Regions from separate parts of the Homo sapiens genome. Here region 2 is linked to region 1. Evidence: chromatin loops called from intact Hi-C (ENCODE). Cell type or tissue: CD4-positive, alpha-beta T cell. All regions are shown on one strand. Links, peaks and the distances in the headings refer to the core of each region. The heading gives the core; the rest is flanking DNA.

Region 1 (4,380 bases), core at 286-4,285:
CTGCTAAGACCTGTGCCTGACTTCTAACCTAAATAACTCTAAGATAATAAATTTGTGTTGCTTTGCACCATTAAACTTGTGGTAATTCACTAGAGTGGCAAACAGAAAACCAATACACCTTCTGACAGCTCTCCATCTTTGGGGGCCCAGCTCAAGCCTCCCTTTCACTCTTACGTCTCTAGCTCGCAGTGATTTTTCTCTTCTGAGTTCCCGCAGCACCTATTTCCCTGAATCACATGGTTAGTACTTGATAACTCACTCATTCAATAATTATTTAATGCCTGCTATGGGCCACACCTTGTGCTAGCCACCTGAGATGGTCTTCCTGAAGGGTGTTTACGGGCAACTGTGGTTTTTTTTTTTTTTTTTTTTTTTTGTATTCCTCTCATTGCTTAGCAAGGTCCTACCCATAAAGGACAAGGTCCAAACACCTCACAATGGTCCCTAAAGACCCTTAGACTGCAAATGACTTCATCTCCTGCCAAACATGGTATCCCTCACTGTTACTCTAACATGCCAACCTTCTTTCATGTATCTTTGTCTTTGCTCCTGTAGGTCCTTCTGCACAGCAACTTCTGGTCAAATGCCTCCATGGTACTCAGTAATTAACCACAGATCTACTCTAGCACTCTACATTCATTCACAGCCCAGGGAAACCATCAATTCCAGTGTGAAGACTTCCCCCACCTCCCAGGCATTTGTCATTCATTTCTTTCTCCGTACATTTCTTTTTTTTTTTTTTTTTCCACATTCCTTTTAAAGCATTTATCACACACCAGTTTGCTTGAGTTCAAGTTTATCCTAGTTCTCTGGGGATAGTTTGAACACTTATTCATCTTTATGTCACCTATACCCAGCATAGCACTGGACTTCAGAACAGTGGAAAGAATATAGCCTGGCTGTCTAATTGAGGAGCTTTGGTTGAGCATCTCAATCCAAGTCTCAAACTCGGATATGCTTTAACTCTGAGTTGGCCCGCATGCTCTGAGTTAAAATTTGAACTGATTCAATTTTTTTAAATGGGAAAATCCACATAAAGTGTGGATTTCTGACAACTCTTGCCCAAAATTCTGGCAACACTAGATCTTTATTTTCATATGGCAGCCATCAGCTGGAGCTGATTAGATGGCATCTACTCTCCATTTGGCCCATTTCACACTTCTGTTGTCCCTAGCACAAAGACCTGGTGTTGGTTGCTATTTCATCATTCTTTTTCTTAAAGTAAAATTCAAAGTTAAAACTTTCTTACATTGGGTTGTTTCACCTAATCCCTGAAGGCATTTGAGTTTTCAACTCCTGTCTTAACCTCTAAGCCTGACTTCTCATCTGTCAAATCTTCTCATCTGTCAAATGCAAAAAAATAACATTTATCTATAATTCTGAAAAAAAAGCCCTGCAGGGTAAAGCATGCATAGAGAACACTGCCTGGCACATGGAAAGTGTTTGAAAACGGTTAATATAAGGAGCTCAAAAACCATTTACAAAATGAATGAATAGACCAGGCATAGTGGCTCATGCCTGTAATCCTAACACTTTGAGACGCCGAAAGATCGCTTAGTCCAGGAGTCTGGGAACAGCCTAGCCAACATAACAAGACCCAGTCTGTACAAAATCAAATAATTAGCCAGGCATGGTGGCGTGCACCTCCAGTTCCAACTACTTGAGAGGCTGAGGTGGGAGGATCGCTTGAGCCCAGCAGTTGAAGGCTCAGTGAGCTGATTGTGCCACTGCACTCCAGCCTGGGGGACAGAGTGAGACCCTGTTTCAACAAATATATAAGAACTAAAAACTGAATGAATGAATGAACGAACATTCCAACGACCATGTGACTGTTTTGTAAAGAGGAGACTGATGAAGGAAATTATCGCCAAGGTGTTTTTATCCGTTTATGAAAGCCATACTTTGTATTTGGGTTGCTGCAGCTGCTCAAAACAATGGGAGAAACTGCAGTTATAAATTCCAGAAAAGCCTGTGAATGGAGTGAAAGTGGAGTGGGTGGTCAAAAACCAATGGCCGTGGAGGCTTAGCTCTCTTCACAAGGCACACAGCAGGTGCTCAATGAGTGCCTGTTGAATGAATGGCCACGCAGCCCAATGCGTGCCTATGCACCCCTCCTCCTCCAGGCAGCCCTCCGGAGGTCCAGCCTCCTCCCCACCCTCTTGGCCCGCCCCGCCCCGCCCGCCCTTACAGGATGTCTTCGCGGATGGAGGTGCCATGGTTGAGGTTGTGGAAGCGGACGGAGACGCAGTCCCTGAGAATGAAGGAGCACCTGTTCTCCCTTTTGTAGGCGCTGAAGCACTCCTTGAAGTCCTCATAGGTCTTGAAGCAGCTGCCCAGCTCCATGGCCGCCCCCACAACCCACACTAGGGGCTGGTCCCAGCCCGGGCCCAAGATCACACCAGGGGTCAAAGGTCACACTATGAGGGTTTATAGGCAGGCGTGGGCCCAGAATGCCTTAAGGGTCCGCCCCAACTGGGTGGCCTATTCTGGAACTCAGGGAGGAACCCTAGGCCTGACCGGGTTACAAGAGGAAGGGGGTGTATTTGCTATCTGACAGGGGAAATGACACTCAGTCCATATTATCCAGTCCCGAGGTTCCGCCTCCTCAGCGACATATCCAGTCACACACAGGATTCGCAGATTGGCATTCATTTTCTCCAATTGCTAGAGAAAGAGGGCCACAGCCACCAGCGGACTGACAGGAGTCCTGACCAATCATAACCTAGATTCCTCCTTCCCGGGGTCTGCAGGAGACTTCCGGTTACTAGGGCAATCTGCCGGAAGAGTCAGGTTCTGTGTATGTCTCCGCGTCTTCCGCGGAGCGGGTGTGCAGGGCCTGCAGCATTGAACTAGATGTCGTCCCCGCAGGCCCCAGAAGATGGGCAGGGCTGTGGCGACCGCGGCGATCCCCCTGGGGACCTCCGTAGCGTCTTGGTCACGACCGTGCTCAACCTCGAGCCGCTGGACGAGGATCTCTTCAGGTAGCCGGCAGCTCCTGCCCAGCATCCCCTCCTTTAGGGCAGAAACTTGATCTTGACTGCCGCCGCCCGGGGCCCCTGGCTCCGGGACTAGTATGGCTCTGCGTGGGATGCACCCTCTGCCACGATTAGGAGAGAACTCGCCCCCAACAGAGCTGTCCTCTCTGCTCTGGCTTCCTCCCTTCCTCTCCGCGCTGCGAGGTCTGCACAGCTGAGCAAATATAGTGGTGACCTGAGAGACCCTGCTCGGCAGCCTGCCCTAAGCCTTCACGGGGGAGCTAGCCCAGAGAGGGCAGTGATTTGCCCAAGGGCACACAGCTGATGGATCAGCCTTAAAACCGACGCCGCAGCTCCTTGTGTCTTCAGTATCCTTTTCTTCTCACAATATCCCGCCCCCAGTACCATTTGGTGGGTCTGGTTTCTCATTACTTATTCTGAGGCCTAAGCATGTTTTTTTCTTTCCCAGCATCGCTGAAGTTCTTGACTGCAGCAAGGGTTTCTTTCTTTCTTTGAGGCGGAGTCTTGCTCTGTTGCCCAGGCTGGAGTGCAGTGGTGCGATCTCGGCTCAGTGCAACCTCCGCCTCCCGGGTTCAAGCATTTCTCCTGCCTCAGCCTCCTGATTAGCTGGGACATACAGGCGCGCCACAGCCCAGCTAATTTTTTAACTTCTTTTAGTAGAGACGGGGTTTCACCGTGTTGGCCAGGCTGGTCTCGAACTCCTGACCTTGTAATCTGCCCACCTCTGCCAAAGTGCTAGGATTACAGGCATGAGCCACCGCGCCCAGCCCCCTGCAGCAAGGCTTCTAACAGCTTTGACCTCCAAGGCTTCTCCTGGCTTTACTGGAAGTTATCTTACTTTGAGCTCCCTTCCTTCCACTTAAGGAATTGTAAATAACTTCTTGGAGGGCTATTTGATTTTTGTTTTTGAAGACAAGATCTGGCCCTGTTGTCCAGGCTGGAGTGCAGTGGCACGAACATGGCTCACTGCAACCTCGACCTCCTGGGCCCAAGTGACCCTTCTGCCTCAGTCTCCCGTTTAGCTGGGACCATAAGCGCTTGCCACCACATCCAGCTAACTTTTTTATTTTTAGTAGACATGAGGCCCCACTTTGGAGCCCAGGCTGGTTTTGAACTCATGGGCTCAGGCGATCCTCCCACCTCGGCTTCCCAAAGTGCTGGGATTGATTACAGGCGAGAGCCACCTGCCAGGTCATGGAGGGCTGTTCATAACTCATTGTTACAGAAAATGCCAAACAGCTGGGACGTGGGAGGCTAGAGACATAATTATTCAGCTTCCAATGGGCCTACATTCTGGGCAAGCATTTTCATCTCTGGGGCCAAGCTGCAGTTTTCTCATCTGTACACTGAAGGAGTTAGACTTGATGTCTGAGGGCTCTTGTTA
Region 2 (4,380 bases), core at 84-4,083, 480 kb after region 1:
GACTCAATCAGCGGGAGCCATTATTATCATCACAGTATTGCCATTATCTGCAGCCCAAGGCCTCATCTCTCTCCACGCCCTTGGCTAGGATGGTGTTGCCACTGGGGGTTTGCAGGGGGCCCAGTCTGTTACAGACACCCTTTGGGAAAGTCTCAGCATTTAATATTTCTGTCAAGGCCACCTTTCTGGGCTCCTCTTTCTGATTTGGCCTCTAGTCGCAGGCAATCAGGAAACATAGAGCTAGAAGGATCAGGATCATCTAGCCCCATCATTTTCCAACTTAAAAATTTTTTTTTTGTATGGAGACAGAGTCTCACCATGTTGCCCAGGCTGGTCTTGAACAGTTTTCCAACTTTATTAAAGCAGTGAAACCTCTGTTCAAATATCTATTTCCAAGCCCCAATTGTGTTGTTATGAGCTGGGGAGAGGTATCCTGCCCCAGTGGGTCAGGGGAGGTGACATTGAGACACCTCCTCAGAACCCTAAGGTTCTTGGAGCACAATTTAGAAAAACTACTGGACTGTTCACCCTCCCAGCTGAAGTCCAGAGAGACAGAACCCTAATCTAGTGGCAGATGATGTAGACAATATTCATTCTTAGGGGCCTTAACTACTAGTCATGGCTTTCACCTTCCCAATCTCTCACATCCCTCTGCTAGTGCTCATCACACCTCCTCACACCAGCACAAGGCCTCTGGGCAGTAGAGAAGTTTCTTTGCAGGCCCCTCTAGCCTTTCTTAACAGGCTCCCCTGAGCTGGCTACATAGCAACTGTCTCGGGAACCAGGGCCTCGGTCCTGCTGTGCTGACTGCCTTTCCTCTCCCTGCCAGGGAAAACAGTGCCTGCAATAAAACAAAACAAAATAATGAAGAGTTCCAGGAGATCGGGTGCTCCGAGAAGGAACTCAAGTCCAAGAAATTAGAGTCCACAGGGGACCCTAAGAAAAAAGAGTACAAGGAGTGGAAGTCCCAGGTGCAGTCAGGGATGAGGAACAAGGAGAAAACGTCATTGGCGGCAATGCCACGGAAAGAAAAGCATATAGAGCCTGAGGTTCCAAGGACATCGAGGGATGATAGCTTGAACCCTGGAGTCCAGGGGAGGCAACCACTCACCGAGGGCCCCCGAGTCATCTTCATTAAGCCCTACCGCAATAGAACTCCCATGGGGCACATGAAGCAGCTGGATGTAGCCGACCAGTGGATCTGGTTTGAGGGGCTGCCCACACGAATCCACCTCCCGGCGCCCAGGGTGATGTGCAGATCCTCCACCCTGCGTTGGGTCAAGCGCCGCTGCACCCGCTTCTGCTCCGCATCACTTGAAATGCCTATGTGGCATCCATACAAGGTGGGTGTGACAACAACACTGCCAGGCTAGGTGAGATGCAAGCCCCAAGCCAGGCCCAGAGCTGGGCCCCAGAGTCAGGGTTCAGGATCTGGAGTCTTGAGTGGTGTGTGGCTGGTAGTGCTGGGAGGCTCCGCCTTCATGTCCAGAGAGGGGGAAGCCTTAGACCAACATCATACAGAAGGGTAGTGACTAGGTTGAGGCGTCTCAGGATACAGCTAGGAGATGTGTGGAAGGAGGGGCACTGAAGTGAGCCATCTCACTGCCTGAAGGCCTTAGCAGAGGTGGAAACTGCTGTGGCTCTGAATCTCACAGTCAGAGGCCTACATAAGTGGGTTTAAGGATTTCCAAATGTGGGAGGGGGGAGATGGTCAAGTAGGGCTTTGCTGCATCCCATTCCCTCTAAGATCAATTCAACTCTCTATTTATGTTTGATTGATTCATGCCTCAAATAAGATTTACTCTGAACAGGCTAGGCATGGTGGCTCACGCCTGTAATCCCAGCACCTTGGGAGGTCGAGGCAGGAAGACTGCTTGAGGCCAGGAGTTCAAGACCATCCTGGGCAACATAATGAGACACTGTCTCTACAAAAAATTTAAAAATTAGCCAGATGTGGTGCCTTGCGCTTGTAGTATCAGCTACTCAGGAGGCTGAGGTCGGAGGATCGCTTAAGCCCAGGAGTCGAGGCTGCAGTGAGCTGTGACTTCGCCACTGCACTCCAGCCTGGGCAAGAGAGCAAGACCCTGTCTTAAAAAAAAAGAAAGGAAAAAAAGATTTACTCTGAGCAGAAAGTTCCTTAGCAAAAAAAGAAGAAAATACCGCAGCCCTTTCGTGGGAGAATGAAAGTCCCACGAAAGGAAGGGGGTGAGTGCCCACCGGGTCTAGCTTAAAGGGAGGCTTTTCCTTTTTAGCAAAGGCATTTCCAACCTACCAGACACCACAGCACCCTTGTCCCTGCGCCCGCTCCCCAAACGACCAGCGCCCCCTGGGGACAGTCTTAGCGCCTAACACCGAGGTTTCTGCTGGCAGGTTGATGTGACCTGGACGAGAGCCAGAGGTGCGAGCAGAGGGTGGAGATCGCGCCATCAGCTGAAGGGGAGGAATGGGTGGCGAAATTCACGAGTCTACAAATAAGATCTTCCATATGGCACCTAAGACGAATACTGCTTACTCTGCCTGTTTGTCTGGGGCTGGGAAGGATGAAGGAAAGAGGCCTTCGGTAGAGGGAGCCTGTGTCGCGACTTCAGGCTTCCCCCACCCCCACCCCGAGGCCCCTAAGGTCAGTCTAGAACCAAAGAAGCCAGCGAGCAGCACCCCTCCCCCACCTCCGCGAGCTAGTCTCCTGAGTGGCGCGCTCTGTGAAGTCAGGGCGCTCGTGTGCTTCCTGGGTGCAAAGTGCCTCACAATCGCCCCGCGAGCTCGCAAGAGGAAACCGCGGCGCGGAGGCAGCAAGTAACTTGCCCAGGCTCACTCAGCTAGAAAGTGGCAGGAGCAAGGGCTCCTGGTTGCTCCCCATTCCATTTTCCCAAGAAAGGGAAAAGGCGAAATGAGAGCCTGCTCAGAAGTCACGAGGCAGGCGGAATAGCCCCAGCACCCTGTAGGTCATGCGCGTGCATTGCGACCTGATTGTCAAAAATTGATTGTCAAAAACTGATTGCACTGTGGCTGGTGTCAAAAAGTGGATGTCAGCTGGGCCTCCAAATGTGTCCTGCCTTGGTCACAGATCACAGAAGGCACCGGATCAGGAGGGGGAGCTGGTACTGCATCTCTACTGCTCCAGGGTGACATGGCAGGTCCACCCTCAATCTGAAGACCTCAACCCCAAGCCCTGGTCGACCCCATCTGGCCGGGGTCACCCTCTGTCGGTAGGAGTCACAGGGTCCTAACCATGCCGTTGGGGAGAGGAAAGCCAAGGGAGCCCGAGTTTTCTCCGGACGAAGACCTCCATATTCCCCAGAGGCAGGCTGCATGGAGTGGGCGCCCTCGGGAGAGCAGTGGAGCCATCGAGGGGCACAGAGCTCTCCGGGATTGGGGGTCAGGGCAGCGATGCAGATAGATCTCCAGTTTGGGACAGAGGGAGAACGATTGGATGGACTCTCCCCCCCTCCCACCCCGCCCACTCACACACTCCTCCCCACCATTACTGGGCACCAAGACTGGGCATCAGCTGCCGCGCGGACCAGCCTGGGCGGAGCCACAGCGCGGGGACTGCTTAGCACCTCATAGTGGCTGCTGCGTGCTCCCGAGCTCCTGCTCCCAGCGCAATCTTCCTGGAGCTCCCCTACGGTCGGTGCCTACCTCCGCCCCCACCACCCCGCTAATTCCCGTGCAAATTCCACCCCAGTAACCACTTTCAGCGGTCTTCCCACCCAGCTTGCACTCCAGCCCATTTCCTGAACAGTCTCCCTTGCAGTTCCCTTGCTGGGTATTTTCAATCCCATCAACTTTCGAAAATAATCTCTACTCACTCTTCCATTCCATCAACCTTTGCGTGAACTTCTGTCCTGAGTGCGCTGTCAGCGGGCAGTCAAGACAGCGCCCTCCCAGCTAAAAAATCTGACCCTTTCTGGGGAGCTCCCTTGCACTAGCCTTCGTGGGGGCCTGCCCAGGGAGCCCCAAGTGGAGGCTGGATTGGGTTGGGCCTGAGTGAGACTGGCAACTTCCACTTTGCTCCAGAGAGCCGGAGTTGGGCCCCAGTTGCCCACTGGGAACGCCACTGAATATATGGGAGGGCTGTATACGAAGGCGGGGACCCAGCATGGCCAGGGCAGCAAGGGGCAGGTCTGGGAGTGAGGGAATCCCAGCAGTACATCCTTCCACCTCATCCCACCTGCCCCGGCACTTAGGCCTCTGGCCACCTGCCTCCCACAATTCCACAACCAGGGTCTCCCCACTACCACCCTCTCTTTGTTTAACCATTTCAACCTAAAGCTCCTCCTCTGGGCCCAGTAACACAGATTTGGGGAGGAGGCCACCCTAGAAATGGCTGCTTAACAGTTAACTGGGAAAAAATTGAAGTGTTTGAATCTGATTTTATAT

Evidence for each region. Hi-C counts contacts between places; a loop is a spot of excess contacts. Peaks named below come from ENCODE experiments on the same cell type or tissue, not always from the same donor. Only the 100,000 strongest peaks of a DNase experiment are listed, where the experiment ranks them.
Region 2: it touches region 1 in a loop (3-fold over the local background); 2 of 110 quality-filtered maps call a loop at or near these places.

The regions. Positions count from the first base shown.
Region 1 is chr20:45,855,789-45,860,168 of GRCh38, reverse strand. It overlaps ACOT8 (acyl-CoA thioesterase 8), which reads left to right and starts at 2,777. Exons shown (of 6, transcript NM_005469.4): 1 at 2,777-2,981. The coding sequence starts at 2,854. ZSWIM3 (zinc finger SWIM-type containing 3) reads right to left here and starts at 2,555. Exons shown (of 2, transcript NM_080752.4): 1 at 2,189-2,555. The coding sequence starts at 2,343. In CD4-positive, alpha-beta T cell, for the core only: no CTCF peak of the experiment used is centred there; a DNase peak (open chromatin) is centred at 2,678; H3K4me3 peaks cover 2,382 bases; H3K27ac peaks cover 1,138 bases.
Region 2 is chr20:45,372,002-45,376,381 of GRCh38, reverse strand. TP53TG5 (TP53 target 5) reads left to right here. Exons shown (of 5, transcript NM_014477.3): 4 at 830-1,343; 5 at 2,371-3,825. The coding sequence ends at 2,475. All of the region lies in intron 3 of SYS1-DBNDD2 (SYS1-DBNDD2 readthrough (NMD candidate)), which reads right to left. It also overlaps a transcript of SYS1 not described here. Among named protein-coding and RNA genes, the nearest start is that of TP53TG5, 4.1 kb to the left of the region's middle. RefSeq lists an enhancer at 2,980-3,039. In CD4-positive, alpha-beta T cell, for the core only: CTCF peaks have their summits at 2,144 and 2,344 (motif pointing left); DNase peaks (open chromatin) are centred at 2,351 and 2,701; H3K4me3 peaks cover 1,283 bases; H3K27ac peaks cover 1,182 bases.